Linked DNA regions of Mus musculus: all the other regions are linked to region 1. Evidence: chromatin loops called from intact Hi-C (ENCODE). Cell type or tissue: heart. All regions are shown on one strand. Each heading gives the region's core, and the rest is flanking DNA. Links, peaks and the distances in the headings are about the cores only.

Region 1 (5,280 bases), core at 664-4,663:
CACAGGACTGTCCTGTGACCAGCTGTAGCAACTGCCTTTGTTTCAGCCTTGCTGGCTGTCATAGGGACTGAGTGTAGAGCCAGTCCAGCTAAGGTGGGAGAACCTTGCAATTGCCGGGGAGCCATCCCCAAGCAGGGGAGGCAACAGCACAGATTTCCCAGAAGTCAGACAAACGAACGAACGTATCCAGCTTCATTTCATCCTTGGCTTTGTGCACAGCAACGTTAAATCCTGCACTGGATCTGCTCCGAGTGTGAGACCAACCTGGGCTACACAGCTTCAGGTCAGCCTGGTCTGTAGAGATCTATGTCAAGCACACCTTTCTAAGGAAGAACAATAACAACAACAACAACAAAAACCAAACAGACAGACAGTCAAACAAACAAAAAAACAAGAAGGGACCAGGCACACCCCAGACCCTTTGGTGGGTAACAACCCAATCTTGGCTTACTGAGAACTGTATTTGTGGAGGTAGCTGAGAAGCCTTTGTGTCCTGCATACTAGTGAGGGTCTCCCCATTCGCCATCTGTTCGTTAGGTTAGGGTGGTAATCATAGCACTTTAGGTTAGCTCCTTTCTACAAACCCATCTAACAGCCTGATTGTCCTTAAACGAATCTGAGGTCTGTGTCATTATACACTCAGGTGAACAGGCACCCAGGCATACTAAACTTGGTCAGTGTCTCCCTAGGGCAGCACCCAGTGCCTGAGCTCACCGTCAAGACCAAATTCTGCTATAAGATAGAGGTATAGGGGAGGAGGAGAGAGGAAGCCAGCCAGCTTTGCAGACACCGGGTCCTATTCAGGGCTCCTCCGTCCTCTGATGTCATGCGCTTCCTGCTTTCGCACTGCAGAGTCTGGCGATCAGTCGACTGAAACGGGATGATCACCGCCACTATCTTGCATCTTATTTTCCATGATCACACTGTCACCTAGCCAACTGCCCCGCCCCCTAATCCCACGACTCTTGGCTTTCCAGCTCGTATTGTCTTCCCCTCCCCCCCCCTCCAGGAAGACGGCTTCCAAGCAGCAAGTACCAGGAAACCCCACTACTGGTGGTGACTCCGACTGAGGCTTGGGGTGGGGTCGGAGTGAATCTTCTGCTCTTGCTTGAGAGTCCAAATCCCTAGCTTAAAAAATGATTTAAAGTATATAATATACATATATATGTGTAAATTCGTATGTATAGTCAAGCTGGGCGCGATGGTGCACGACTGCAACATCGGTCTGCAAACTCAGACTTGAGGCAGGAGTTTCGCTGAGAGTTCGTGGACAGACCAGCTTGTGTTATACAGTGGTCTACAGTTCAGCTTAGGTTAGAGTTAGATTCTGTCCAAAGAGCTAAAAAAAAGAGAAAGGAAGGAAGGAAGAAAAGGGAAAGGAAGAAACATTAATTGTTCAAGTGACAGAGCTCTCCCTCTGTCCAGGAGCCCAGGCAAGGACCATTAGGAGCGGGGCGAGACCATTGCACTCTGCACTCTCCGTCCGGGCCCAGCCCCCTCCCCCCCTCGACACCCGCCACCGCGCAGCTCCGCGCCGCCGCCCAGCGAGCGGGAGACTCCCCAGGGCTCTTTAAATACGAGCTATAAATACCACCGGGCTCTGAGAGCACGTCACCGCCCCGCCGGCTTCCGATTGGCCGCTCTGGGTATCTCATTTGCATAGGGGCTGACACAACCGTGCCGCGACCTGGACGGGAGCGCGCCTGCCCCTCCCCGGCAAGACAGTGGGCGGAGTCGCCGGACCTGCCGACCGCCAGGTCTGAAGTAGGGCGGGGTGGGTTGGCATGTGTCCGTCATCCCTGCCTCGCAGAGGCTGAGACAGGAGGATTGCCTTGAGTTCCAGGCTGGCCTGGGCTATGTAAAAATGTGGAGAGAAAACTATACATATATACATATATATGAATATATATACACACATACACATATGTATGTGTGTGTGTATACACACACACATATATATACATATACATACATACACATATATACACATGCATATATTTTTAATGAAATAAAATGGGGCAGGTGGTGGTCCAGTAGGACGTCCTTCGCCTTCAGGGAACATCAGCTCTGCCCGCCGATTGACACTGGATCTTTTTGCTTTCTACGAAAAGTTTTCAAGGAGACCCGGGAGCAGATGCTGCGGGTGGCTCCTAGCGGCTAAATTTAAACCACGTGAGAGCTGACCCGCCACGGTTCTGTGAGATGACTGGCCACTCCGATGCTCAAAACAGACTGCGTGCTGTGGTCGCTGTAAGACGCAGCGAGCTGGAGAAGAAAGCCAGCAGGGCTCGGAGATGCAGGACTTACGATGTCTCCCGGTTTAGAACCAAATTTAAACTGCATCCGGGTGCGGTGGAGCTGAGGCAGGAGGATTGAAAGCCACGTAGTGAGATCCTATTTGCAAACAAACACCCAAGCCGAATTTAAAAAGCAAAAAACAGTGTCTCCCTCCAGCCGGGGGTTAAAAAGCCAGGTCCTGAAAGCAGGCGCGGCACATCCAGGAGGGTCTGTCAGGTTGTGCGAAGTAGTCAGACAAAAAGCACAAGCCACAAACATCTTACTAAATTATATTAATCGACGTTCTCCCGTGACATCTGTGTAGTCCTAAATAACCCAGAGCTCATTCAGCGACTTCATGTAACAGTGAAGACAATGCCTCAAAGCGGACTGCTTCGTAGTTTGCAGTTTTTTTTTTTTTTTCCTAAGAGAGAGAGACAGAGACAGAGAGACAAGTAAGCGCTTTGGATTCTAGCAAAAGAGCTCCCTCTGCTGGCAAATGCTTCACCATCACAGATACCCATAGACAAAGATGGGGCAGGCTGGTATCAGGACTCTCAGGGCGAGCTGCCAGAGCTTCAGGATGCTGTTAGGTGAAATCACAGATGCCATTTTTTTGGTTACTCTCAAGTAAATGAAATCATACAATTGTGAATGTTGCTTTATGTTTTTAACCCACACATGCCAATAAAAGCCATTTTTAAAAACCTTATAACTAACCCTGATTAAATTAAAGCAAGAGACAGATGTGTTGTGCAAACATCATTAACTATGTATATATAGAATATTTGCATCATAGACACCTTCCGATAGTTTTAGTATTGTGGAGGAATTTTTAAAAAAGAAGATTTTAGTTTTAGTTTTAGTTACATGCTTCCATGTGAATGTCTGTCACCTGTGTGCTGTGTCCACAGAGGTCAGAAAAGGGATGGCTTCTTTCATCTCTCCTACAGTGGGTGCTGGAAACTGAACTGGGATCTTCTGGAATAGCAGCAAGCATTCAGTTGCTAAGCCATCTCTGTGTAACTGATCTGACTGATCTGAAAGCACTATGTACGTCAGGCTTCATTGTTACCTCTTTGCGTGCCTAGTAAATACGAAGGCTTTAAAATGCCCAGAAAGCCCTGCTTTAACAAGAGGGAAGCATGCCATGCTGGAAATCTAGCCATCTACCCAGAGCTAATGGAGCCATGGAGCCCGGAGAAGGACTTACAATGGACACTTTACTAAACAGACACATTCCCTAACTACATTATGAATATTTGTCGTTATACCCACAGACAAGCGTAGTTCTCGCTGCTAATCAAGGGAACTTCTCTTTGCAACAGAGGAAGGGCATTGCCAAAACCCAAAATGAAACAAAACAACAGAAACTGATAAAGAGAATCCGTGGAGCCCAGTCCCAAGGATCTGTCACAATACGGCTCCTGCACCCGAGGCTCAGGGATCCCTGTAGAACAGGGGGTGGGAAGATTGTAAGAGCCAGAGGAACAGGAAGTGTACTGTGAGATCGCGTCTCTGGAAACACAATTTTGGTTATGCTCATGAAGTCCCCTCATCATGGCTGCCTAAACAAGAACTGGATGACACCACCGCCAATGGACATGCGACCACGGAAGGGGAAGCTCCAGGGGCCTCCACCCTAGAGGAAGAACTATGGGCAACCAGGAAACGCGGAGAGCAGGAGAAATGATCTTCTCCAGGTAGAGTACGTGAATTGGTTATCCAGTGCTAGTGGTCAGTCCTTTAAAGGGTTTAAAGATTTATTTATTTTATGTTGTATATGAGTACACTGTTACTGTCTTCAGACACACCAAAAGATGGCATCAGATCCTGTTATAGATGGTTATGAACCGCTATTGTGGTTGCTGGGAATTGAACTCAGGACCTCTGGAAGAATAGCCCGTGCTCTTAAATCACTGAGTCATCTCTCTAGCCCCCAGACCTAAGGTTTAAACACAGGTAACATTATCAAGACCAAGCAGGCAAACAGGTTGTATTTATGTATATATGTGGTGGTTTGAATGAGAATGGATCCCAATAGGTTCATATTTTTGAACACTTAGTGCCCAGTTGGTGAACTGTTTAGGAATGATTAGGAGGTATAGCCTTGTTGGAGGGGTGTGGCCTTGTTGGAGGAGGTGTGGCCTTGTTGGAGGGGTGTGGCCTTGTTGGAGGGGTGTGGCCTTGTTGGAGGGGTGTGGCCTTGTTGGAGTGGGTGTGGCGGGGGGGGGTTGAAAACACATTTTGGCTGCTACATCCACAGCTCATCACCTTTGGGAGCTGCTTGTTTTGGGGAGGAAAGATCTATGTTCAGAGTTCACTGTTGAGACTGCTCAGAGTTGTTAGGAGGCCTGAAGCTAACTGAAATCAGCGATGAGGGGATACATAAAGAACCCTTGTGTCTCCGTGGCGACAGCTAAGATGTGCGTTAAGTGTCCCACAGTAAGCGCATTGCCCTCCTCTGTAAAACGCTGTGGATAATGATCACAAATTGCCTGTCATCTCTATTCTCTCAGCTCAGAGGAAGACTTGGAAGTATAAGAAATGATTATAAGAAATTACTTAGAGAAAACTTGAGGGCTGAGGAAAGGCCTCACCCTGTGTCAGCCTAGGGTAGGTAACCAGCACTCTTAAGGCAATGCAAAGTTCTTCGCTGCCCCGAACTAAGGCTTTCTGTTAGGAGCTGTGTGTCCCCACCTCTCATGTCTGTTGTTAAACTCGTCCCAGGATGACTATGTGTGTGTATATATATATATATTGCAGGGCGATGACTGTATTTGGATAAAGCTTTCACTAAAACAGAATAAAATGGCATTCTCAGTGTGGCTCCCATGCTGTATGGCCTGTGTCTATAGAAAGAGGGTGATAGGACGTGGTCATTGGGTCTCAGTGAGAACCATCGATTTGGGAGCCTACATGGGCAGCCTCAGGAGGGACCACGCCTGCTGATAACCTTTGACTTCTAACCTCCAGAGTGGCCGGCTGCATGTGCTACATATA
Region 2 (5,280 bases), core at 1-4,000, 130 kb before region 1:
ACTATTTCAAATTTGCAGATGTAGCGGCTGTCTAAAAGAAACCTTTCTATTACATAAGATTGATAGTATTTTTTTTTAAAAATGGGGAGAGAATCAGTTTCTTCAAGTTTGCCAATTAACGATGAAGTGAAGACTGCCCAGCCACATGATTTACAGTCAGTCTGCTCTTTTTGGAAAGCTCTGTCCTTCAATACTGATTTACAAGTACAGGTATTTCCCGTGATGCTATTCGTAAACTCCTGAGAAGGCCTGTGTGCCCATCAGCTCTCTGGTAAAGAACCTGTAAGAGGCCGTCTGAGTGTAAATTACACAGTTTACATATCTGAAGAGCTGCACATAGGAAGGGCTGGTTCGAGCCATGGGAACATCATTCTAAAATGCCAGTGCCAAATTTGGCACACAGTAAATGAGATTTAGACGACATCTTCCTGCAAGGTGCACACATTTCAGAAATTCTCTCCATAAATATTCATCAGGGAGAGAGCAACGAGGGAGGCTTTGCTCTCATGTGATTTTTACAAATAATTTTTATCCTGGCTGTAGTATTCCCTGACACATTGTTAACATATTTCCATCTTGAAACAAATACTGTATGGTAGGCTATGTAAATATCCTCCTCAAAGAGCATATCCTAAAGATGATGGGCACATTTTTATCCCTCACTAGTATTTCTAACATGAAACAGGTGTGGGGAAAGTCCTATCTTTATCCTTCACATAAACATAAGAGCCATCAGTAGTAAAACTTTTCAACGTTCAAGTGGCAAAGGACTTCCTGACAAGCTTTTTGAGAAATTTGTCCTCTTGGACTTACAGTATAGTTGCTTCCCTTCCTGAATTGTATACTTCCTTAGATTGTGGGGTTGAATTATGCATTTTCAAATTCATATACTAAAATCTTAACTTCTTGTGTGTTAGCGTTTGACCTGCTTATGAAAAGGGTCTGTAATTATTTCACCCAATTAAGAAGAGCTGATACTGGAACTGGACAGGCCTCTGGCTCAATATGGCTGGTACAGGTTACAAAGAGGAATCTTGGATACAGACCCTCATGAAGAAAATAAGCATCGTATGAAAAAAATGAGTTTACACTGCTACACACTAAAGAACTATTTAGAAGTAGAAGAGAGATCTGAATAAATCCCTGCCCCCATGCTGACACCCTGACCCCAGATGTTCAGTCTCCAGAATGGTGAGGTAAGCAGTTTCTACTGTTTAAGCAAACATGTTTATGGTACTTTGTTTCCTGGAAGCCCCATGATACAGTTAGGTTTGAAGCTGCAACCTCCTGGAATCTACATTTTAAATATTCCCCCAAATGGCTTGGAAGTCTTTGAGAAACAGTGCTATGTAGATAGGAAAAAGAAATTAAATCCACCTTTCGATGTAGCAAATACGTGCTTGTTCTTGTAATTTGCCAGCAGTCTTAACTTGGCTGATGACCCATTGGGGGTCTTGCCAGGGGAGGCCTTCACTACCCATTTCTTCCCACCACTTACAGAAAATACATACTTATATCTTAAAAGAGACTGAAAAGCACCAATCTTTTCTTCTCTCCTACCCTTAATAGCTTGATTACTCCGCTTTAGATACACCAGCTGTTACCTTGGTAAAGCTTGTGTCTGATATTCTGCTTAACTGACAGAGCCGGAGGGCTGTAATATTCTCCTTTGTGTGTCTCTGGCTTCCAGCCAGCAAACACAAATAATGCACTCTGAATCTCCCCTCAACGAGTGTGATAATTGATGATCTCTTGATGGAGAATGGGAAACAACACACGAAATTTGCTCCATATTGTTCTGCGTTGGAATGAAAACTTTTCTGACAAGGCAGTCAGAGCCAAAGTGGGAATGTACATCACCGGAAGCTAGTAAAGTTTAGTCACTGCAAAGATCTGGATCTCGCCACCTCTGGATCGCACTGCCCCTGTCTGCCTGCCCTCCCTCGACAGCGCTGAAGTGGAATCCGCACTTGCCCCTTTCCTGTCTCCCTCACTTTCCTGGCTTACCATGACAGAAGCAGGAACTTTGCTTAGGGATAAGTGAACTCTGCAGAGCAGGAACGCTCACGGTTGTCAAGACGACAGGCCACGCCCACTCACAACTCCCAGTGTTTTGCGAAGGACAACCTGCGCAATCGCACTGTAGTCTTCCGGTGAGTACTGCCCAAGTCGTAGACTGGTTACACAAGCCACACTTCCCACATAAGGTACGCCCACATCGCGGCTTTTACCTAATCCCGCCCATTTCCGCCTGATGCCCCGCCCCAGCAAAGAAAGCGGCCTCGAGTCCCATACACTGCTGCCTGTAGTCCCGCCCTGAGCCCACCCCCGCCTCTCAGCTCCGCCCACTTCCGGCAGACGGTCGGAGCATTTACGGCCGTGGTGCCGCAAAGCGCTGGAGTGAGGCGGTCTGAGCAAGCTGTCGTCTGGACCCCAGACCTGCTGGTGGTGAAGTATGCCTTAGGCGAGGGCTTCCGGGCGTGGGGAGAGCTGCGTCTCACACTGAAACGCAGGCTGACCTGGAACTCGCGGGCATCCCTCAGCTTCCTCCTGAGAGCTGGGGTTATAGCCGAGGCCCGCCACGGCCAGCCTTGTAAAAAGGTTTCTTCCTCGCTTCTTTTGCGTCTGGACGAGCCCTTCCCGGGGGATCTGGGGAATGGCGCCAGCTCACGACTAGGTGAAGCCATAGGTTCCGGGCGGGTCCCCCAGGGAGTCATCTGGCCACAAAGGCGAGCTCCAAGAGGGTCGCTACCTTGATATTAAAGTAGTACAGATTCTTCACTGATCGTGGGAGTTTAGTTTCTATGCAAAGCATTCGCCCTTCTCAAGAGCTGCTCACACACTAGTTTAACGTGACTTCTAAGAACCAGTAAGCCATTGTTGTCCCAAGGTCACGGAGCGCTGTACTGTTGTGGCAGCCTGCAGAATTTCAGCCCTTCTCCATAAGAAAAGGCACTTGAGACGTAGAGGAATGGAGACAGTTCTTTAACCCAACCCCAGCTTACGGCCCGTCTAACCCAAGATAGAGTACTAATGCTCTGTCCCTTACATAAACTAAATGTTCTGTTCAGTAGGACTGACAGCTAGTTTTTGTGGGTTAAGGTCATTGGTTGCACAACACTTAAGACCTTACTGCCCTCCGAACCTTGGTAATGAGATAAAAACTTAACACCTACTGCATATAAATTCAAATTTGTTTTATCTTAGCTGTTGAGGTATGGAAGGTAGCCTTTGTTTTGAATTATTCAACAAAGCAACTACTAGTGTTTAGTGACAGAAAACCTCAGACTAAACTAGGAAGTGGTGTGGAAGTACAGTAATTAACATGGTGACTCAGGAGAAATGGCCTTACTCAAAATCACTGTGTCATTATCAACTTCTCTCCTAAGAGGAAAACTAATAGTAGAGATGTGTTAGATCCCATGGTTCAAGACTCTGTGCATGCTTTTTTGAGTTTTGATGTCCTCTAGTCCCTGGGCAGGATTTGTGAGTAATAAGAGGGCTGCTTTCTGGCATCTCTTCATCTTGACACGGGTTGTACTAGCCCCTCTCTCCTGTCATGTACCTGTACCATCTAAAGGCGTATGGTCGCACAACCTCTGGTATGGGGAAATCTGACAGGACAGTTTTCCAGTACAGTCTGAAGGAATACTGAGTCTAGTTCACTAGACCACTGAAACAATACACTGCCGTCTCCATTTCCTTCAGCTTTTTTTTTTTTTTTTTTGGTCACTTGAACATCATGGGGCAGAATAACATCATTGGGCATCAAGCCCCTATTAGAAATAATAGTGTCCTACTAAAATGACAACGCCATCATTCCTTTACTCAAAGTCCCCAGGGAGAAAGGACTTACAGCTCCTCCTTGCACATATCCATGTTCCTGGAATAGCCCGTGACTTTGAGCCATGCACTCATCCAACTTTGATAACTTCCAGGACTCCATGCAGGTCTCTGCAGCAATTAAGTTGTTTTCTAGTTTGCAAACTAAAGGTTTTTCCCAGCAGCAAAAATAAACTAAAAATTCCTGAAAATCAACTGTATCATAAATTACCATCAAAGTGCATGGGGCAGGGGTAGGCGAATCTTTTATTACTCATACTCTGTGGGAAAAGCAATTGGGAAGGAGAACTAAGGCAGGTCTCTAAAAGCTTTCACAAGTTACAAATGCCAAGTTTTATCTATATAATAATTTCAAGCCACATAGTTTTAAGTCATTCTTCAACAAGGTATACCATCCTGGTATTATATTACTCCTCCCCTCTCTCCCTACTCCCACTGTTAATATTATTAGTTAAACACACCTGTTAAATTACCTTTCAGTATTACACTAAATCTTCAGGGAAAGAAAACAAACCATGAAATTAAAAGAGAAAAGAGAGAGATGGTTATGGCAGTAAGACTCTGGAAGCTGGAGCCCATGAGTGACTATGAGTCAACCCTAGCAAACCTCAGTGGACACTCACTACTCTTCCCAAGAGGAAGCAAGCAGAATCAACTAGGATCTGTACACTTGGACACTAAACGCAACACCAGTCACAATTGTCAGTATTAGTGACAGGGTGCCACTATGTAACTTCAATCATAGCTCTCCTTGAACTAAGGGTCTTCCCCTGCCTCAGCTTCCATCCAGCTCAACACAATAATTTTTGGACGAATTTTGAGAATCTCCATTTTCTGCTAGTTAATTGTAAAGTAACCTTTAATTCATCTTTAAAAATAATCTACTTTGAAATTTTATTTTTCCTGAATAATACAGTCCAAAAGATATTAGTTGTCTGGCTCTAAGCAAAAGCAGCAGCCTTAAGGGACAGGATGAAGGGCTGGGAGACCTTAAGAATTCAAGACAAAGGAAACAGGTCTCAGGTAAAAGTGGTTTGTGACAGCAGCCTAGCAGAAGAGGACACTGATTGGGTGGAGAGGGTAGTGGCACAGGTTGTTGGAGTTAGGACAGGGTGAGCATTCCAGGCAAGAGTGGGATCTGGGAGGGAAGGTACGAGGTGGTGACAGTGGTAAGAATTTGGTTCTAGTAGAAGTGATGATCCAAAAAAGTCAATTAATGAGGATAATAGGAACCAGCTTTTTTGCTGTTGGACATGAGTTTTAGAATTACTGACAGGAAGCTAAAATAAAAATAAATCCTGTAATATGGGAACAAGCTAGTACCAGATTATAGAAAGGTCACTAAAAACCACACACATGCACACAACACTCAAGTCTACAGGTGCACACCTTTACTAGGTGGCACTTACTGCCAAATGGGCAGTTCCATTTGTAGTG
Region 3 (5,280 bases), core at 653-4,652, 250 kb before region 1:
GTTCAAATTATGACCATTTCTAAATCCCCAGAAAGACAACTTAAAATACCCACGCAACCACCTCCAGACCATCAAGTCCAGGAAATCGGGGAAATGCCTCTTCATACTACTTCCAGCTGAATATAGGTGTTGAGATATCTTTGGGGGTGGGAGAAAGGGTAGGGAAAGTGGGGGAGTTGGTTGGCCTTAAGAAGGCCACACCAACCATTGTTTTAGTCTCTGATGTCTGTGTCCTGACTGGATCTGGCTGAAAGTCCAAGACATCAGGAGTTCAAGCAGGTCAGTTAAGCATGTCTGATGATGAGACTCACCAAGGCTGTATATTCTGTAATATACAAATCTCAAAACAAAATTTTAGTATCATCAAGATAACTTTTTTGTTTAATTCTCTTGAATCTAGTCCTCTAAGGGTCTCCCTTCGTCATATCTGATCCATATAACTCTGGAAATTGTATAGACACTTTTCTTCCAAAATAGCATGTCCTTGAGACAGTATCCAGAAAAACCTTTAGCTTAACCCCTCTCCCAGAGGAATAATATATCCACAAAACTCAAAATCACACCCATTTTGAAAATTAAAACAATCTAAAACAAATGAAGTAAACTAAAATACTGTATGAGCCTATTCTAAGGCTTTTTCTATTCTGTCATGCCAGGAAATTAACCCAAAATTCACGTGGAGCCCACGAACAAAGAATATGAGTTTCCTTGAGACGTTAACATACTATCTATCTGTTGTACTTTCTACCTGGAGCAACAGGCTTCTATTAATTAATACCCATTCATAGCAGGCAATTATCACTGCTCTCTACTTGGAGTCAGTGACTAATTTTCCCTATCCTAGTTCTGAACTGCAGGCAAAATTCCCCAAGTGATTAGGACAAAATCTGTATATAAATCTATCATAAAAGCAAATAATCCCAATCTTATAAATTCACAGTTCAATTAATATCTGCCCCAAGACGTAGGCAGCTTCCATTTTCTGGCTCTCTGACTCAGAGCAGCCATCTTGTCTCTTTCCACAGCAGGGGACCTCAGAGCCCTCTTTCTTTGTTACAAGGGTCCTGCACTTGAGTTCTGTAACTTGACTCCACTCCACTCGCCAAACTTCCAAATTTCTAACTAAATTTCTATCTTATAGGCTAAGAATCTTAAATTTCTAGTGGACTCTAGCCTGCCACACTGGACATCATCTGTAGCAGGAAATATTTAAAAAGCAATGGATGCTATCACCAGCGTGGCACTGGCCTGTTCTCATCTCATGGAGACTCACTGACCTGGAGCTGTTATGTCCTGGTTAGTTTATATACTATCTGAAAAGTATCTTCTCAAATATATTTTCTCAATGTTCAATAGCCTGGGTTGTCTATGAGTCTATAACTAGTCTTTCAACCCCGTCAGAAATCTGAGAATGACCAATATTGTGTGTGTGTGTGTGTGTGTGTGTGTGTATACAGCGCACATGATGGCCAGAAGAGGACATTGGATTCTCTGCAGCTGGAATTACAGGCAGCTCAGCCACCCAAAGTGGAGGTTGGGAAGCAAACTTGGGTCCTCTGCGAGAGCAGTACAGGGTCTTAACCACTGAGCCAACCCTCCAGGCTCCCATGCTTCACTTGTTTGTTTGTTGGTTGGTTGGTTGGTTGGTTGGTTGGTTGGTTGGTTGGTTTGAAACAAGGTCTCTCTACATATCCCTGGCTGTCTGGAAACTTACTCCATTTGACTTTTAAAATGACCTTCTACAAAATGCATTTTATGTGGGAGATGAATAGATTCTGAGGTCAACATAATAAAAATATACAAACTGACACGGGAAATATACAAACAGTACAGACTTTCATATGAATGTTTGTGATGACTTTTGAAGGTTTTTTTTTTTTTTGAGACAGGCCTTCGCCATTTATCTTGTCCCTGCTGTCCTCAAACTCACAGAGATCCATCTGCCTCTGCTTCCTGAGTGCTGGAACTAAAGACCTGTGCCCCCATGCCCTGCAAAATCTATTCTGGTTTTTTTTAAATATGTATAGGTGTGTGCGCGTGTGCGCGCGCGTGAGTGTGTGTGTGTGTGTGTGTATGTGTGTGTGTGTGTGTGCATGTGAATACAGAAATGCCACCCAAGACCAAAGATGTTTGGTCCCCTGGAGCCGAAGCTACAGATAATAGAAGATACTCACCAGTTACAATGAGTGCTGGGAGCAGAAGCTGGGTCCTCTGGAGGAGCAGCCAGTGACCTTAACCACAGAGCCAACTCTCTAGTCCCTAGGAACTGTTTATCTTCAATCTTCCCCCCTATCGAAGGCCAGGTTCTCACAGGGTATGGCAGTGAAGTAGCTAAATACCACAGGCTTGCTGTAGCAGAATTCCAAGTCTGAGGCCTAGCCTGGGTGATAGACCAAGATTCTAGTTTTAAAAATCCAACAAACAACCCAGTTACACTGTGTTGTGTGTTTTGAAACTTGAATAGTTCCACAGTAATATGAATTATTTCCACATCATTCGAATATTTTCAAATCATAACAATATTATGTCATATAATAATATATTATTATTCACAATTGAGCACATTATAATAAATCATAATATTTTCAGAAACATTGCTTTCCAACTAGCTACCACTAGAGGGCGATTCTGATTCATATTTTTCACAGCATCTAGCATTTTAACTGGATTTCTTCACCAGTGTTTATGACATTTGACCTATCTATATTGTAAGAGTTATCAATGTCTTCTGGGTTTATATGTAGATAAATCTACATTGTACCTAGTTATCATGATCTCCAATTTATTCTGGATTTATATGTATGTATATTTTTATTTACTTCACCTGTCAGATTGGCAAAGATTGGCACAATTGTCGTCATGAGGTCATGGGTACCACAGGACCACAGGTGCTGGTGAGGCTGCACTGGTATAATCTCTACAGCTATAAATTTGGTAACTGCTAACAACATTTTATAATAAAGTTAGGTGTGGAGGAGGATTGCTGCGAGTTTGGGGCCAACTTGGGCTACCCAGTAAGGGCCTGTCTCAAACAAACAAGACTGGAAGTATGCCATAGTGCTTACTTCAAATTCATGAGGTCCTAGATTCAAACTCCAATACAGGAGAGAAGAAATTCAAAATGAAGCTAGCAATCCAGGGAGACACCTGTGACTGGGGTAGGAGGCTGAGGAAGGAGAATCGGGAGTTCAAGGCCAACCTGTACTGCCTAAAGTTGACAGCCACCAAAGGTTATATAATGTGAATCTAACTCAATAAAAAAATTAAAAAAAAAAAACCAAGCAAAATAATCCCGCAAAATGTCTTAGTCTCTTGACAAACCTTTATTAAACGGTTTGCATGTTTAGAGGTTTAAAGGAGAGGCTGTAGTCTGTGATCCCACCAGAGGCCATGGTGATGTTCATGGCTCCTGCTGCCTCCTGCTGATAAGGGCAAGAAAGTTTCTTTTGCAGTCTGGATGACTACAGACTTGTAACTGGGAATAAGAGACACAGAAGACTGACAACCCCCACACACACCCACACACACCACCCCCCAAAATAACCAATCCAGACAGGAAGCTGTGGAAAAGAGTCCTGAACAACCATGATAAGGATTCTGAAGTGTAGCTCTTCACAGCTGATGGCGTCTGGTGGGGGCAGGGAAGGACTCAGTTTCCTTTAAGGGGCTGCGTGTTTGACCGTGCTCCAGTGATTATACAGGTAATACAAATGGACTCGGTGGACTTTCTTTTATCTTTTGGGGGAAGACACAAGGGTGGGAGGTTGGACCAGGGAGGAATAGGAAGTGAGTGTGATATGAAGTTCCCAAGTAATTAATAAAAATATTATGTTGGGGAAAAAAACAAACAAAATGTAAAACACATAAGAACAGCAACAAAGGGGGAGGAGGAGGAGGAGCTATACAGAGTCTAAAAATAAACACAGAGCTGCTGGGCATGGTGGCGCACGCCTTTAATCCCAGCACTCGGGAGGCAGAGGCAGGTGGATTTCTGAGTTCGAGGCCAGCCTGGTCTACAAAGTGAGTTCCAGGACAGCCAGGGCTATACAGAGAAACCCTGTCTCGGAAAACAAACAAACAAACACAGAGCATGGGAACCCGAATTCGTAATTCGTGTATTTTAGGAGGCAGAGGCAGGAGGATCAGGAGTTCAGAGTCACCCTCAGCTACATAAGCTGCGCTCAAGAGATCTTGCTCAAAAAGTATATAAAGAAGGAAAGAAAGAAGAGGGAGGGAGGGAGGGAGGGGGAGAGGAGGAGGAGAGAGGAGGGGGGAGGAAGGAAGAGCGGGAACTCAGGCCTAACAGCCGTGACACAAGGCTCAGAGCCACCTGCGACTCCAGCTTCAAGGGATCTAACGGTTCTTCTGACCATGGACCCTTGCACAGATGTGGCACAGACATACATACAAAAGTCTTTCAAAAATAGAGAAGTCTACCCTGAGGTACACTGATAGGATAACCTGCAGACTCTCCATTCTTCATTTCTGCTGGGATTTATGGTCAGCCACCATCCTCTGCTGTTCTGAGAAACCTTCATGAATGCTCATCTGGAGCAAGCCAGAAGTCTGTCTTAACTGTTAGTCAAGCGATATGGTCTAGTGGGTTTAAACTGTTGTGTTTGGTTCTGCCCTGTTTCCTTTCTGCCTAGGGGTGGGGGAGGGGAGGGGTGGGGACCTCTGGGTGTTACTGGCTTTGGTCTCTGTGGACCAAAAGCAGGTGACAATCCTGGATATATGTATGATATATGTATGTATGTGTATATATATATCTTAGTGGCTCAAGTTCTTGCTTAGTGTACATGAAGCACTGGGTTGGATCCCCAGCCCTACAAAAACTTGGTGTGGGGGTGCAAATCTGTAAACCCAGCACTCAGGAGGATCAGGGGTTCATAAAGTCATTCTTGAGTAGTTTGAGGTCAGCATGGGCTACATGTAGCCCAGGCTACACCATGAGTTCAAAAACAGCCTAGGCTACAGGAGACCCTGCGAAAGGCACACACTATGACCCTTTTCAGTGGGAGGCACTGTGTGTAATAAAGAGAAACGTCAACCTTATAAGTAAGTCTGCAGATGGCAGCAGAGCATCTGTGGGTTTCTTTAAAACTGCAAACTTGAGGCAGCTTCAGGTCCTGAGCTTAGGAGCCCCCATCCCCACCCCATCGTGGCTTGCTTCCTTGTTGCCTTAGAGTTGGGTTTTGTCACTCGCTAGTTTTGAATCTCTCAGCTGAGTGTTCTTTTCTTTGAAGGACTGGCATGCATGCATTTCTTCACTCTGACTAC
Region 4 (4,000 bases), core at 1-4,000, 150 kb before region 1:
GGATCAGTGCTGAACGTCATTTGTCTGGAACATATTTTTTCCCTAAGTACATAACTTAATATTGAGTAGAAAAGTATGATTATTGATTATTGACAGTTTTTTTTTTTGTCTGAGAGGGACTGTGGAGGATTTGTGCTTCAAACATATTTCACTCTACAATGGCCTTGCCTTACTTTTCTGTGAAGGAAGCCTCCATTACACACCGAGGGTGGGGACAGAATACCTGCTAAGACTGCTTCACTCAGCAGCTTCATCTCCAGTTCAAGTTGGGTGGTTTGGGAATCCTCCCCTTCAGAGTCGGAAGTCTGCAATAGAAGAATGGCTGGCAGTGAGCATCAACATCCTCAGAAATTATTCTCTAAATGCAACAGGAGGGTATTGGTCCGTAAAATAGCCTAGAGACCAGGGTGAGGCTCTGTCTCAAAAAGCCAAACCAAAAGGACAACAAAACCAGCAGCAGGAACAGCGGCAGCAGCAGCAGGAATGGCTTTTTTAGCACTTAGCCTAAATGCTGTCACTTCAGGGACAGTCTCTGGCCTGTTGATTTGATTTGTGCGTATTTTGTCTCTTGATCACCCTATGCAATCTTTTCAGTACACATGCTGGTGTATATCCAGAATATAGTAGGCTGTCACCCCTCTACAAGGCTGCTCATTAGAGACAAGTCAGTAGACTGGGAGGTGGCCCAGCTGGCAAAGTGCCTGCCTAGCATGCAGGAGGATGGGGTTCAAGCCCCCAGCCCTGCATAAAACAGGGTGATGGTTTTTGTCTGTGATCCCAGCACTCTGGTGGAGGCAGGAGGATCAAAAGTCCAAGGCCATTCTCAGGTACACAGCCATTTGAGGCCAGCTGGGTTACATAAGATGCTGTGTCAAACCCCCTAAATCCAGAGAAACAACAACAAAGCAAACAAACAAAGCCCCCAAGATCATTCAATGGTAGAACCCTGAGGCCACATGGAGTCTTAGGTTCACTCTCTAGGACCAAACAGACACAACCAAAGAAAGGCAACATCAGGCTGAGTTTCTTATAGCAGATTTCACCTGAGAGTTAGACTGTGTGTGTGTGTGTGTGTGTGTGTGTGTGTGTGTGTGTGTGTGTGTGTGTGTGTGTGTGTGTGTGTATGCGTGTGTAGTATGAGCATGTTTGGGCATGTATGCCTCTGTGTGAATGTAATGTGTGTATACACATTCAGGCATGCACATGTGTGCATGCATGCTCTTGAGTGTACATGTGGAATTTTCTTATGCATGCTTGTTCAGTTTTTCTTTTGGAAGGACTGGGGATTTAAGCCAGGGCCTCATCCACACCGGCCAAGCATCTGTCGCTGAGTTACATTTCCAGGCCAGTTCAGTCCCTTAATGAGAGAGACACTTCGAAACTTAACTTTCAATTCAAAGACCCATGTCCATCTATCTGCTTGTTCCTCAGGGTAGTAAAATATTTTTGAAACTACTATTTTAAATGTTCTACTTTGAATAATTTCTCATTAATTATGCCCTACTCAAATTAGCCCTTTCTAAACATGTTGTGCTATAAACAACTTAGAATGTTTATGGTATTTTAAAATATATTAAACATTTAAATATTTTTATTGTTAAATATTTTTTTAAATATTTACAATATTTTTAAAAGCCATTCAAATCAATTAAGAGTCGGTATTAAGAGCCCTCTAGTGGCCAACTTCTTAATAAGCTCATGAAAAAAGAAACCTACACTGTCATTTAATGTCAGAGAATTTTCAATTTACATTACTCTTCACTCTCAACTTGACTAGATCCCACCCTGAACATGGACTTGCGATTCTGTGAGATGATGTCACAACCTAAACAGAAAGAGAAGAGAGAGAGAGCTGAACATGGACGTTCACAGTCTCTGCTGTCTGGCTGCAGAAACCCCGTGTATCGCTACCTCGCGCTCCCGCTGCTCCCGTGATACACTGCATCCCGTCATGCCATGAACCTATACAATCCCTTCTTTCCCTAAGTTGTCTCTGCCTGCTATTTGCCACATCAGTGAAAAATGAAAGTACATAGAAAACGCAGTATTGAGGCGCAGCGATGTCACTGCGAGCAACCTGGCCACGTGATCATAGCTTTGTCACCGCGAGCAACCTGGCCGCATGATCATAGCTGTCACCGAGCATCCTAGCCACGTGATCACAGCTTTGTCACCATGAGCATCCTGGTCGCGCGACCATAGTTTTAGAACTGATTTGGGGCGAATACGGAAACAGCCTAGAGCCATAAGCCACAAGAGCCCTAGAATTCTGTAAGCAAGAGCTCAGTGGCTGTCCGGGTGGAAGTTTGGTAGAAGACAATAATGAGAAATCAGTAGAGTGTATGGCTTTTCAGACAGGGTACAGCATGAGGCTTCAGAGAGGAAGAGGAGGAGGAGGAGGAGGAGGAGGAGGAGGAGGAGGAGGAGGAGGAGGAGGAGGAGGAGGAGGAGGAGGAGGAGCCGTTGTCCTGGGAACTAGGCTAGAAGCTGATGATGTCATATCCTGGCATAGGATTTCCTAAAAGTTTGAATGAGGCTGGATCCAAAAGTACTGAACTACATTGACATTTTAAGACAGAAACAGCCAGGCTGGTTGTGGTCACTGCTCACAGTGCTTAGATTCATAGTGAGGGGGTAGAGGGCTTTAAGTAATGTCCAGTTTGGCGAGGAAAGGGGTGAGTCTAAAGGTACAGGTGAGGAGGGTGGCAGCCCCTCTATGCTAAAACTCTCAGAGCCATTAACGGAAAATTGGGACAAGTGGGGGTGGGGGTAGGGTGCAACAGAGAGCAAGACCCCACCCATCAAAGGCTCTAACTCAGATCCTGCCTGGGCACTTTTGCCTCTGTGGACATCCTGCACATGTCCTCCTTACCATGTCAAGTGCTGTCAGGCTGGAGGTATGACAGCAACAGCACACATGCCTAATATGTTGAGAGGGGGCCTCCTGGAAATGGCCCCTCTCTCATCTCCCCACATTCTCAGTGTAAAGTGTTTCCTATCCCAACTCCCAGCCTGCCTTCACAAGCTCTGGGAAAGCGTATGAGGCTCCTGGCAACTGCCTGCTTCGGGGTTCTGAGATCTATCTGGGTATGCCACAGGATGCTCCGCCAATCATCACACCAACTGGAATCTACCCAGGGCAGCATTCAATGGTAATAGAAAGCAGACAGGCGTGGTTAGCCACATTCTCTAAGGCCATTAAGACTAAGTCAGGATTAAGCGTGGTCCTTCCAAGTTCAGAGAGTAAGTCAAACACCTGCTGGGACAGGTGTGAGACCCTAACACACACAGGTCCTGCCGCTGTTGTTATGAATTCACAGGCTTACGCTTTTAATGTAAAGTATTTCCAGGATCCGGGGATTGCTCAGAGCAGGCAAGAGCACGTGCTGTCCTTCCAGAGGGCCTGAGTTGTTTCTCAGAACCTGAATGAAGCAGCTCAAACTCACCTGCGCCTTCAGCCCCAGGGGCTGCTATGCCCTCCCTGGCCGCCCCTGACACTGCACTCATGGGCACAACCCCACCAACTAAAACCAACACTGTTTTATGAAAACTGTTTCCTAAGTGACCTACATTAACAGAATGGCAAACTGCAACTCCATGAGGCCACCCTGACGGATCCCTAGATACAAGATGGAATGCTTTAGTTTGCAAATTCAACCCATGGTTCAAATTACAGTTTCTAAGTTCTGTCATTTTGCAGTTTTTAAGTTAATGCAATTCTTATGTAAGACACTGGTAGATTTACATCAAATATTAACTATGATCAAGCCACTTGATGCAGAGTGGAGAATCGTCCAACACCCCGACAGGCCAGGAACGCTGCGGAGTCTCTTGTCAGTCACGTCCGTGATGACGGTTCACTTGCTCTGTTCTGACTGCGACTCCTGTGGTGCTTGACGTGAACCCCCATTTCCTTTTATTGTATTTTAAATTCTTATTTACATTGAGATGATGCTGGTTCAGGGACCACTTCCCATGGCCTCCCACTCACCCACATATT
Region 5 (4,000 bases), core at 1-4,000, 160 kb before region 1:
TGCAGAGGTTTTCCTGAGTTTCAAGAAGAGAAAGGAAACCATTATTCCAGCTTTAGTGCTCTTTAGACCACCTCTGAAACCCTAGGCTACACCACACTAAATAATGCCTCTGGTCTGTCTTGGGACTCTTCTGGAAGCTGGGCCACAGGACCCCAGCACTGCCCAGGAAGCTCACAAACTTTCCAAGCTCCCTCTGGGTGCTTGAGGGATTAAAAGTGGTGTCTCAGATCTTTCTATCTTAAAAGATGTGAACGCACTCTGCTCGTTCTGAATTAAAACGGCCATTGAGGCAAGCATGATTGTCCTTCTAAGAAGTATTCTTAACGCATGCTCTAACTGCCCGGTTTTGAAGGGACACAGGGTTGGTATTTATGCACCCTCCCTGTGAACAGTTACTGCCATTTAACCTAGTATATCTAAGAGATCTCAGGATCTATTAGGTGCAAAAATGAGGTCAATTTTTTTTTCATACCAAATGCTCAAAATCTAACACATATTTCACAGTTGCAGCAGACGTCAGTTTGGACCAGCTGCATCTTATTTAAGAGCTTAATCATCACCCGCAGGAGGTGAGCTGTAAAACCTGACTCTGCCGGCTACTTTGGGCATTGCATGCAGTTGGTACACATACATGCAGGCAAAAACACAGCATAACAATAAACAAACACTCAGTAGACGTCAGCCCTGCACAGAGCCTCCTGGCCACAGGGACAGGGTGTTTGGAAGCCTAACCTGGCAATACCCAGTACACTCGAAAGTAAATGTCTCCTAACAGACTGAGGGAAGGCTGCACTGTTTTAGGAGCCTTTGTGACAGTGACAGTCCTGGGATGTCAGCCAATAGCCACCGAGGCTTTCTCTATTTATTTAGTTTGCTGGTTTGATTGCTTGTACAGAGCTCTGCCTGCCTCTGCCCCGAGTGCTGGGATTGAAGATGTCTTCCACTATGCCTGGCCTGTGGGTTTGAATCCTGATGGTCTTTCTGCTGTATTCCGATGGAGTTCCCGCCTGTTCTAAAACAACTGAGCTTTGCACATCACAAAAGTCACCAATGATTCCAAGTACCTTCAGGGTCACACCCTCATCACCAGTCAGCTTTAAACATCTCCAAGCTGCCAAAGAAAGCCCCTGAGGCTGATATGCAGTGACTCTTCCGCCTTCAGCCTCCCACAGGAATCAGCTTCTCCCGGGGCTTCCAAGGCTGTGCGCTTCTGAGGGCACTGGTCTCTCTCAGCAGGATGGGCTTTAGAGGCCAGGGTGCGGATGGTGGATCAAACACTCTGAGTTTCACCCCGGGCAGTCGTCTGAGATGACTGACCCATCCCCAGTGACCCAGTGACCCCGGAAACAAGCTGGAGCCTCGCTTTTACACACTGTTGGTTGTTTACTTGATGAACCACAGCTCCAGAGACATCTTACATGCCTGCCTGGGGACACACTGCCTAACTATGGGCGGGCCATGGCGTCCCTCACCTTGATGTATATCTGGAGCTCCATGAAAACCGTCTTCACTATTAGAAGGACTTTGTTCATGCCACAGGGACTCATCTCCCAGGACTGGTAAGGCATGTTCACGTGAGCATCCTGAATCAAGGTCACAGGGCCCAAAGTATCCATACTGAAGGTTAGGAGCCTGTCTTCTCGGTTGTAATAGACACTGCTGATGCCATCTGACCGCCAGAATTTACCTGCGCAATGCAAGACAGGGACATTAGTTTCATATTTTTTCCTATGAACGTGAATAAGAACATCTAAGTATATATAATGTGCACAAATTGGTTTTCTGTATTAAGACACGTGAGGAAAAGCTCCCCGCCCCTGGGAGAGCCCTGTCTCCAGGGTTCAAACTCCACATATTCTTCCTGGCACTGGAGGAGACACTGGGCTGGCTGTTTCTGTCCCTTGCTATTTCAGGCGCCTATTAGCCCCACTCTCCTGCCTTCCCAAGCTCTTCCCCATACACGCCTGAGCCCCAGCATCTGCCATCTTCCTAGGTAATTCTCCCCTGGCTCTGTACAGAGGCTCTTTAACTATTTTATTTTATTTTTTAAAGGGGATGGTGGTTGAGACAGGGTTTCTTTTCTCTGTGTAGCCCTGGGTGTCGTGGAACTCACTCTGTAGACTAGGCCTGGAACTCACACAGCTTGGCCTGCCTCTGCCTCCCGAGCGCTGGGATTAAAGGTGTGCATCACCATGCCTGGCTAAAGGACTATTTTTTTTTTGTTTAAGATTATACTTTCACTGATCATTTCTAAGTTTGTTACTTATTGTTATGTGTTTTTGCCTGCATCTACTTGTGTCTACCAAACTGCATGCAATGCCCAAAGTCGGCAGCAGAGGGAACCAGCCCCAATGGGATTAGAGTTACAGGGGGCTGTGAGAGGCTATGTGGCTGCCCAGAACAGAGCCAGGTTCTCTGCAAGAGCAACAAGTGCTCTTCCCCGCTGGGCCAGCCCTCCAGCCGTGTCACTGCTGTTCTAAAGCAGCTGTAAAGTGTCTCTGAGCACAGTCTTGCTCGTGGGACGTGGATGCAGCTGGGCCGCCATGGCCCTCAGCCAGTGAGGTGATTTTTAAATTCCCTCCCAAAGAGACCCCTACGTACAGCCCCTTCAGAGTTCATTTCCAGTCCCATCTCTGGGGCCCTGCCTGTCACCCTTCTCACAGGAGTTCACTCGTGCATGCAGTAGGCAGCACGCTTCACCCCTTACAAATCAGTAATTTGGATCCACTTTAGATTTGGGGAAGAAAAAAAAAGTCACTGAGCGTGATAGCACGTCCCTTCATCTCGGCACTTGGAAGGCAGAGGTCGGAGGGAGTTAAGTTTGAGGTCAGCCCGGGCTATGTGCTTAGCTCAAGGCCAGGCTGGGCCGCAACAAACTAAAATGTGGGAAAATGATTCAAGTAAACATTGCATCCAACAGGATGAATGCAATATGTAAACAGATGCCCAGCATTGGCCCTGAGCAAACAGGACACAAAAGCACTCTTCAGGACACTAGACAGATGAGGGAAGCGTCAATAGGGGATGTGACGTGGGCAGAACCTGTCAAATGGTACAACAGTGGTGAGAAATGGGAGTCTCTCAAGGTGAGACTCACTTGCTACTTGGGAGCAGTAGGGATCCGATGACAACCACAGGTGTTGGTCCCCAGATGCCACCTTACTTGAGCCAGAATCCTTCCACCTCAGCTGAGCAGGCCAGGCAGGCTGCCAGTGAGATTTTGGAGTTCTCTGGTCCCCATCTCCACCTCACTGCAGGAGCACACGGATGCATGCTGCATGCCTGGCTTCCCCCATTGGGCTCTAGAGAAGCAGACCTGGTCTCTAAGCCAGTGGAGCCAGTGCCCTACCCATGACGCTCCTCTCTGGTCTAGTGTGGTCGATGTAGCCAAGAAAAACAGTTAGATGTATTACTCTTAAAGAGACTCTTCTGGGCAGGCATGATCCAGTTGGGTAAAAAAGTGCTTGCTGAGAAGCCTGAAAACCCGAGTTTGGATCTCTGAAATCTCATGGGGTGGAAGGAGAGAGCTGAGCCCTGTGACCTGACCTCCAGGAGTGCGGTGGCAGGCACGGCCCCTGCCACCAAAACAAATCAACTAGTGTAAATGTAACAAGTTCTGGGCAGAATTTCGGTGGGCAGAACACCTCCCCAGAATTCCGGGCTCTATCTCAGCCTTTGAGGGGTAGACACAGGGAGATCAGAAGTTTGGAGCCATCCTTGACTATACCTTGAGTTTGAGGCTCAAAATCATGAAAGAGAGAGGGAAAGAAAGAAGAAGGAGGGATGAGGGGGGAGGAATGAGGGAGGAAGAGATGAAGGAAGGAGAGATGAGGGACAGAGGGATGAGGGAGGGAGAGATGAGGGAGGGAGAGATGAAGGGAGGAGGGAAGGATGAGGGAGGGAAGAATAAAGAAGGGAGGGATGAGTTAGGGAGGGGGAGGGAGGGTTAAGGGAGGGAGGGAGAGATGAAGGGTGGAGGGAAGGATGAGGGAGGGAGGGA
Region 6 (5,280 bases), core at 627-4,626, 99 kb before region 1:
GTGTAACAGGCTATCTAGAACTCAGAGATGACCTACCTCTGCTTCCAAGTGTTGGGATTAAAGCCATGCACTACCATGTCTGCCTGGTGGTTTTTTGTTGTTGTTGTTGTTGTTTTGTTTTGTTTTTTTTCTCTGACACAGTATCACTATGTAGCCCAGACTGTTCTCAAATTCAAAATCCTCCTGCCTCACTCTTCCAAGTGATAGAACTACAGGTGTGTACCACCACAACCAGCTCAATCTGTATATGGAGGAAGCAGATCCAGTGGAAAAGAAATGCATTTAAGCAATTAAGCAAATAGAAATAAATGTTAACACTAAGCAGGACAAAGTGGAATGGTACCATACAAGAGGTCAACTTTGCCTATGTGACTTAAAGACAGGGGAGAGAAGGTCACTCAAGACAGGAGCAGAGAAAACGTACAAACATGAAATACCACACTGAGTATTGTAGATTCAAAGAGTTCAGTTGGTCTTAGCTTAGTGAAGATAAAGGCAAATAGCAGAGAGTAACAATGAAGCAAAAACCAGCTTCCGAGAGTCTTAAACACAGCTCTTAAGAGCCGCACTTTACACTGTCCAGTCACCTCTGAAACGTTTCTAGGTAAGAAGGGGCACTCAGACTCTCCAACCTGACTGCAAGCATTGGAATGAACTGTGGAACGGGAGAGCTATTTTTTTGCCCTTCCAGATACTGCTTCAGCTCAGCACACACACTCAGAGGTACCAGCGATAGTTGCAGGTGAAGACTTTGAATTTTTAATTACAATATCCCCCAAATCATTGCTGCAATCCCTGACTATCAGGAGTGGTAGCCACTTCTTGATGTTATATTGTATTTCAGTGTTGTCTTTTCAGTCTTCTCATGCCTAATTAATTCTCCATATGAAGTTCTCAGTGTGGAAGTATCTAGTGCACTGCTGACTCCAGTAAGTGTCAAAATCCAAAGGGGGAGAAGGAGGAACTGAGGAATAATGAAGTCCTTACAAGAAGACAAGAGAATGTTACTAAGGTGGCCAAAGCAGTAGGGATGGAGAACACTTAGCTGGTCTAACTGGCACAGCTGCCCTCACAGGCAGCTAGCAGGAATGTAGATGAGGTACAGATGCTCTCAACAGTGACTAGGCTAGTCCTCAAAAAGTTAAACCTGGCCAATCTCAGAGGAACTAGAAGAGATAGTCACACAAAAAAATCTGAACATAAATGCACAACAAAACTGTTATTTAAAAGAGCTCTAAAGAAGAACCCAAATGTCATTAACTGATGAATGGATGAACAAACTGTGGAATGTCAACAAGAGAGAACTACCTTCCCATAAAAAGGAATGAAGTGCTAATATTGTAACAAGGACAAACTCTGGAAATATGTAAAAATCAGACACAAGGCCAAGCAGCAGTGGCACACACCTTTAATCCCAGCTCCTGGAAGGCAGAATTCGAGGCCAGCCTGGTCTACAAAGCAAGTTCCAAGACAGACAGAGCTACAAAGAGAAATCCTGTCATGAGACTAAATAAATAAATATCTGACACAAAAACTACACTGAATGATACATGATTCCTTTAAATGACATATTAAGACAATGCACATGCAAGCAGAGAGTAGTTAGTGGCTGCCAGGGGCTGGAAGGAGAAGGGTTTGGGGACTGACCACTAATGTGTATGGGGCTCCTTTCTGGTGTAATGAAAATATCCTGGAACCAGATAGCAGTGATAGTTGTAACCCTAAGAAATAACTAGTCATCACTGGCTGTGTACTTTAAAATGTTATTTTGTTCTATGTGATTTTCAGCTCAATGTTTTAAAGACAGAGACGAAGTGTAGAGAAGATGAGTGTAATTTTAATTCCCAACCTAAAGACATCCTGGCATGCAGGTCTTGGTACTCAGGGCCTGGAGTCTTTAGCTATTGACAGCTGTAGAATTTCCTTCCTTGTGGTATGGACTTATCAAACTACTTCATCTCCCATCTACTCCAAGCCACTGTTCCTTCAGTGATGAAAATGGATATAATCATACACAGGACAAATAGCCAGGTGAGGATTAAAAACAACAAAAATCCTTTCATAAGATGGAAAGTGTTATACAAATCCATTATAATTCTTTTATACAGTACACCAAGCATTCTACTACTGACCACAAAGTGGTATTCAGACCACTGGCTCTTAATGACTACCCAGAAGTACACCTTATTGTTATACAGCCACAGACATCTGGACTTAAAATGGTCTTTGCAGTTCTCCTTACCATGTCAAAACACAACAGGTCTGGACAAGACCCACAAAAAAACAAGCGAAAACTGACAGTTCAAGATTCCTATTTTGATTGGTAAACAAGGATATTAAAGACTTTGTTCTCATGATAAAATAAGATTATAAAATTCTTTTAAAGTAGGAATAAATAAAAACAAAAACTTATTTTACAAATTCTACGCTTTTGGAATTAGGATAACTAACACTTTGGAGAAAATAAAATATGCAGTACTCCTTAAAAAACAAAACTACCATTAGTTCAAAAATCTGAATAAACTCAAATATTATCAGAATTTTGAAAACAAGGATACTAAAAGGCACATATAAAGCACAAGCAATCAAATTCAGGTTGTACTGCAGCATTTAGTCCCTTCATCCAACAAGCTCAGCCCAACCAGTGTTCACAAAGGAAATGCACCCTGTGCTCTCCCACACGGCCTTCTTTCCTCTTACATATCAACTGTATAAAAGACTCCCAAGTAAAGTTAGCAGATTTATAAACTGATAGAATTACAGGTTGCATCTAAAGGTTAAAAATACAAAAAACAACCTTGAGTTTTCATTGTTATTTATTACAAAAGCAGGTAAGTTACCACTAGAGGGCACTCAAAAAAGGGAGATGAGCTGGCCACAGCTTTAGAGGAAAGTTTTCTTCAAACAAAACTGCTTTTAAAAAATAGACTTCTAGTCAAAAAGTTTTAATACAACTTAAGAGTAAGATAACATACTGCACAGTAACATAACAAATCTATGTCATACTTGAAAATCAGAATAAAAGTTATCACTGGGACATAAATTTGATAATCTGAGCAATGGTTAAAACTGTATGTAGCACAAAAGGCTTTAACTCAGAACTGCTGATATTCTGGGCTAGTTCTTTCTTTGCTATTTCTAGTTGAGCTGTGTGAGGACTTCATATGATATTGCAATAACCATTTCCCACTAACAAAGTTAACTGAAAAACTAGTGCACTTCAAAAAGGACAAAAATTTCAGAAGTCAAGGTGATTCGCATATCCACTATCTCCAATATTAACATGTTCTATGGTAGTTTTCTATATGTATCTGCCATCAAGCAGTCATTAGTAAATTCAAGTTACAGTATACTGATGCACAGACTAGAAGATTATTAAATATTTTCTTAGTTTCAAAGATAACTACTTTTTCACTTACCGTAGTGGAATTATCACTTGTTTCACAAAGTTTAATAAATTCAGTCTCAAACTAGCTAAATATCTTTAGGCCAAGTTAAAACACCTCACAAGTTTACAGATATAAATCAAAGAAGCAGTGACTGCTCTCTTTCACCTCCTAGGATAATATTTTACAAATTTGAAATCACTAAAAAAAAATGTAATGGTATTATCACTTAAATTTTTAAAAAGTATCCTGCCATTTTTTAAATGTAAAGATGTAATGGAATCCCAAAGTACAAGCACTTCACCAATGGGCTATAGCCACAGCCCCTCCTTCATTCTTCACTCTAGACAGGGTCTCACTAAGCTGTGCAGGCTGACCTTGCACCTGCTCTGTAACCCAGGCAGATATTAAACTGGAAATCCTTCTGCCTCCCAGTATCGAGTAGCATCTGCCCCCAGACCCAGCTTCCATGCTCTCATTTTCTCTCTGGCACTTTTCTTCAATTGAAACTTTTTGTACATGTAGGAAGTTGGCATTTTTAGTCAATTAAATCTCTTTCGCTCTTTTGCCCTTCTTACAGCTAAACCACACCAAGAGAGGACCATGTCAGTTTCCTCAGACTCACCACAGATTGTGAGAGAAGGTATAGACTTTTCTCCAGCTGCTAAACTACCTGGGGGAATGTCAGGGTCAAAGTTCACAGGTTATCAGTGCTCCCCAGAGTCAAGTCTTCTGGCATGGCAGAAATCATAATCAAGGTTAGAAATTTAAATTTATAGACTTTTCTACCTTCTTCATACATGATGAATTGTTAGGTGTATATTACATTTTAGCAAACGTGAACTAAAGGCTTCCTAAGCTCTATTTTACCCTGCTCCTACAGCTCTGACGTCATGCTGTAGATATTCGGGATGCCTTCTGAACTAACAGGAGGAAGCACAATAGAACCCCTCAGATTTTCAAGGAAAATGAAGGTTAACTTCTGCTGAAAGCATCTTCCAAATCCCAGGAAAACGTTCACATTTCACATGCATTCTATTAAAACTTCCTTTTACATGTGATTTAAATGGTATAACATGCCAAGTAACCTTGCATTTAGAATACCAGTCAAAATGGATGACCTTTTTGATCTTTCTGGAAGGAAAAAGCAGAACTACATTACAGCACTGAGCTGACCTGTCAAAAATCAGTGTATGAAGACTAGTACAGAGGAGCTCTACGTCACTGATGTAACTTGTTAAACTTGACAAGCAAATAAAAGTCATTTTTATATCTAAGTACCATCTTTTGAAGGGTGGTATACTACTACTAACATTATTTGACACTTCCTAACAATTTTTTAATCAACCTTCAATATTCTAAGTTATATAATCACCTTCCCAAGCTCGCCACTGCCCTCAAAGCCCAACCCAGCACACTGTTTCTTCAAGACAGAAAGAGACCCAAGCCAGGGCACTGTGACCTACTTGAGATTTCATAGCTATGGATTCTGAAGCACTACAAAATTCTACACAAGTCTTTTTTTTTCTTCTTTTTAAATTGGTACATGAAGTAAGGATGTAGCTTGGAGAGTAGAAGATTGCCCAGCAAGTCAGAGGGCGTGGATTCGATTCCCCAGCACAGCCTAGAATGAGCATGGAGGCATAAAAGCCTGTAATGGAGCCCTGTCACTCAAGGAGTGGAAGCTGCATGATCAGGATTGCACGCTAGGTCTCAGCTACCTGAAGAGCCATCTTGGGATACATAAGAACCTATCAAAGAACTGAAAATGGCACATTAGAACAAAGAGGAAAAGCTAAAGATTGGGATATCATCATACTGCAGTAAAGATGCCTAAAAATAATCTAACAATAGGTTATTTCAAAGGCAAAGTAACATTTATTTCACACTTCAC

What was found. Hi-C counts contacts between places; a loop is a spot of excess contacts. Peaks named below come from ENCODE experiments on the same cell type or tissue, not always from the same donor. Only the 100,000 strongest peaks of a DNase experiment are listed, where the experiment ranks them.
Region 2: it touches region 1 in a loop (10-fold over the local background); 13 of 42 quality-filtered maps call a loop at or near these places.
Region 3: it touches region 1 in a loop (8-fold over the local background); 23 of 42 quality-filtered maps call a loop at or near these places.
Region 4: a loop joins it to region 1, with 10 times the contacts of the local background. A loop is called at or near these places in 20 of 42 quality-filtered maps.
Region 5: it touches region 1 in a loop (5-fold over the local background); 15 of 42 quality-filtered maps call a loop at or near these places.
Region 6: a loop joins it to region 1, with 5 times the contacts of the local background. A loop is called at or near these places in 37 of 42 quality-filtered maps.

What each region holds. Positions count from the first base shown.
Region 1 is chr6:145,339,237-145,344,516 of GRCm38, forward strand. No RefSeq gene overlaps it. Among named protein-coding and RNA genes, the nearest start is that of Gm38926, 6.5 kb to the right of the region's middle. In heart, for the core only: a CTCF peak has its summit at 2,776 (motif pointing left); DNase peaks (open chromatin) are centred at 895, 1,615, 2,185 and 2,775; H3K4me3 peaks cover 2,129 bases; H3K27ac peaks cover 2,071 bases; H3K27me3 peaks cover 373 bases.
Region 2 is chr6:145,208,800-145,214,079 of GRCm38, forward strand. Casc1 (cancer susceptibility candidate 1) reads right to left here and starts at 2,171. Exons shown (of 16, transcript NM_177222.4): 1 at 2,008-2,171. The coding sequence starts at 2,010. It overlaps Etfrf1 (electron transfer flavoprotein regulatory factor 1), which reads left to right and starts at 2,348. Exons shown (of 3, transcript NM_133688.3): 1 at 2,348-2,453. In heart, for the core only: no CTCF peak of the experiment used is centred there; a DNase peak (open chromatin) is centred at 2,252; H3K4me3 peaks cover 2,175 bases; H3K27ac peaks cover 1,685 bases.
Region 3 is chr6:145,086,024-145,091,303 of GRCm38, forward strand. No RefSeq gene overlaps it. Among named protein-coding and RNA genes, the nearest start is that of Bcat1, 13 kb to the left of the region's middle. In heart, for the core only: a CTCF peak has its summit at 2,616 (motif pointing right); no DNase peak of the experiment used is centred there.
Region 4 is chr6:145,185,588-145,189,587 of GRCm38, forward strand. Casc1 (cancer susceptibility candidate 1) reads right to left here. Exons shown (of 16, transcript NM_177222.4): 10 at 224-305. Gm15543 (predicted gene 15543) reads left to right here. Exons shown (of 2, transcript NR_157240.1): 2 at 1,778-2,043. Among named protein-coding and RNA genes, the nearest start is that of Gm15543, 5.3 kb to the left of the region's middle. In heart, for the core only: CTCF peaks have their summits at 1,691 (motif pointing left) and 1,906; no DNase peak of the experiment used is centred there; H3K4me3 peaks cover 685 bases; H3K27me3 peaks cover 747 bases.
Region 5 is chr6:145,177,488-145,181,487 of GRCm38, forward strand. It overlaps Casc1 (cancer susceptibility candidate 1), which reads right to left. Exons shown (of 16, transcript NM_177222.4): 13 at 1,473-1,687; 14 at 1-13. Among named protein-coding and RNA genes, the nearest start is that of Gm15543, 2.8 kb to the right of the region's middle. In heart, for the core only: a CTCF peak has its summit at 2,332 (motif pointing right); no DNase peak of the experiment used is centred there; H3K27me3 peaks cover 295 bases.
Region 6 is chr6:145,239,908-145,245,187 of GRCm38, forward strand. The region is part of intron 2 of Kras (Kirsten rat sarcoma viral oncogene homolog); the gene reads right to left. Among named protein-coding and RNA genes, the nearest start is that of Kras, 7.7 kb to the right of the region's middle. In heart, for the core only: a CTCF peak has its summit at 2,844 (motif pointing right); no DNase peak of the experiment used is centred there.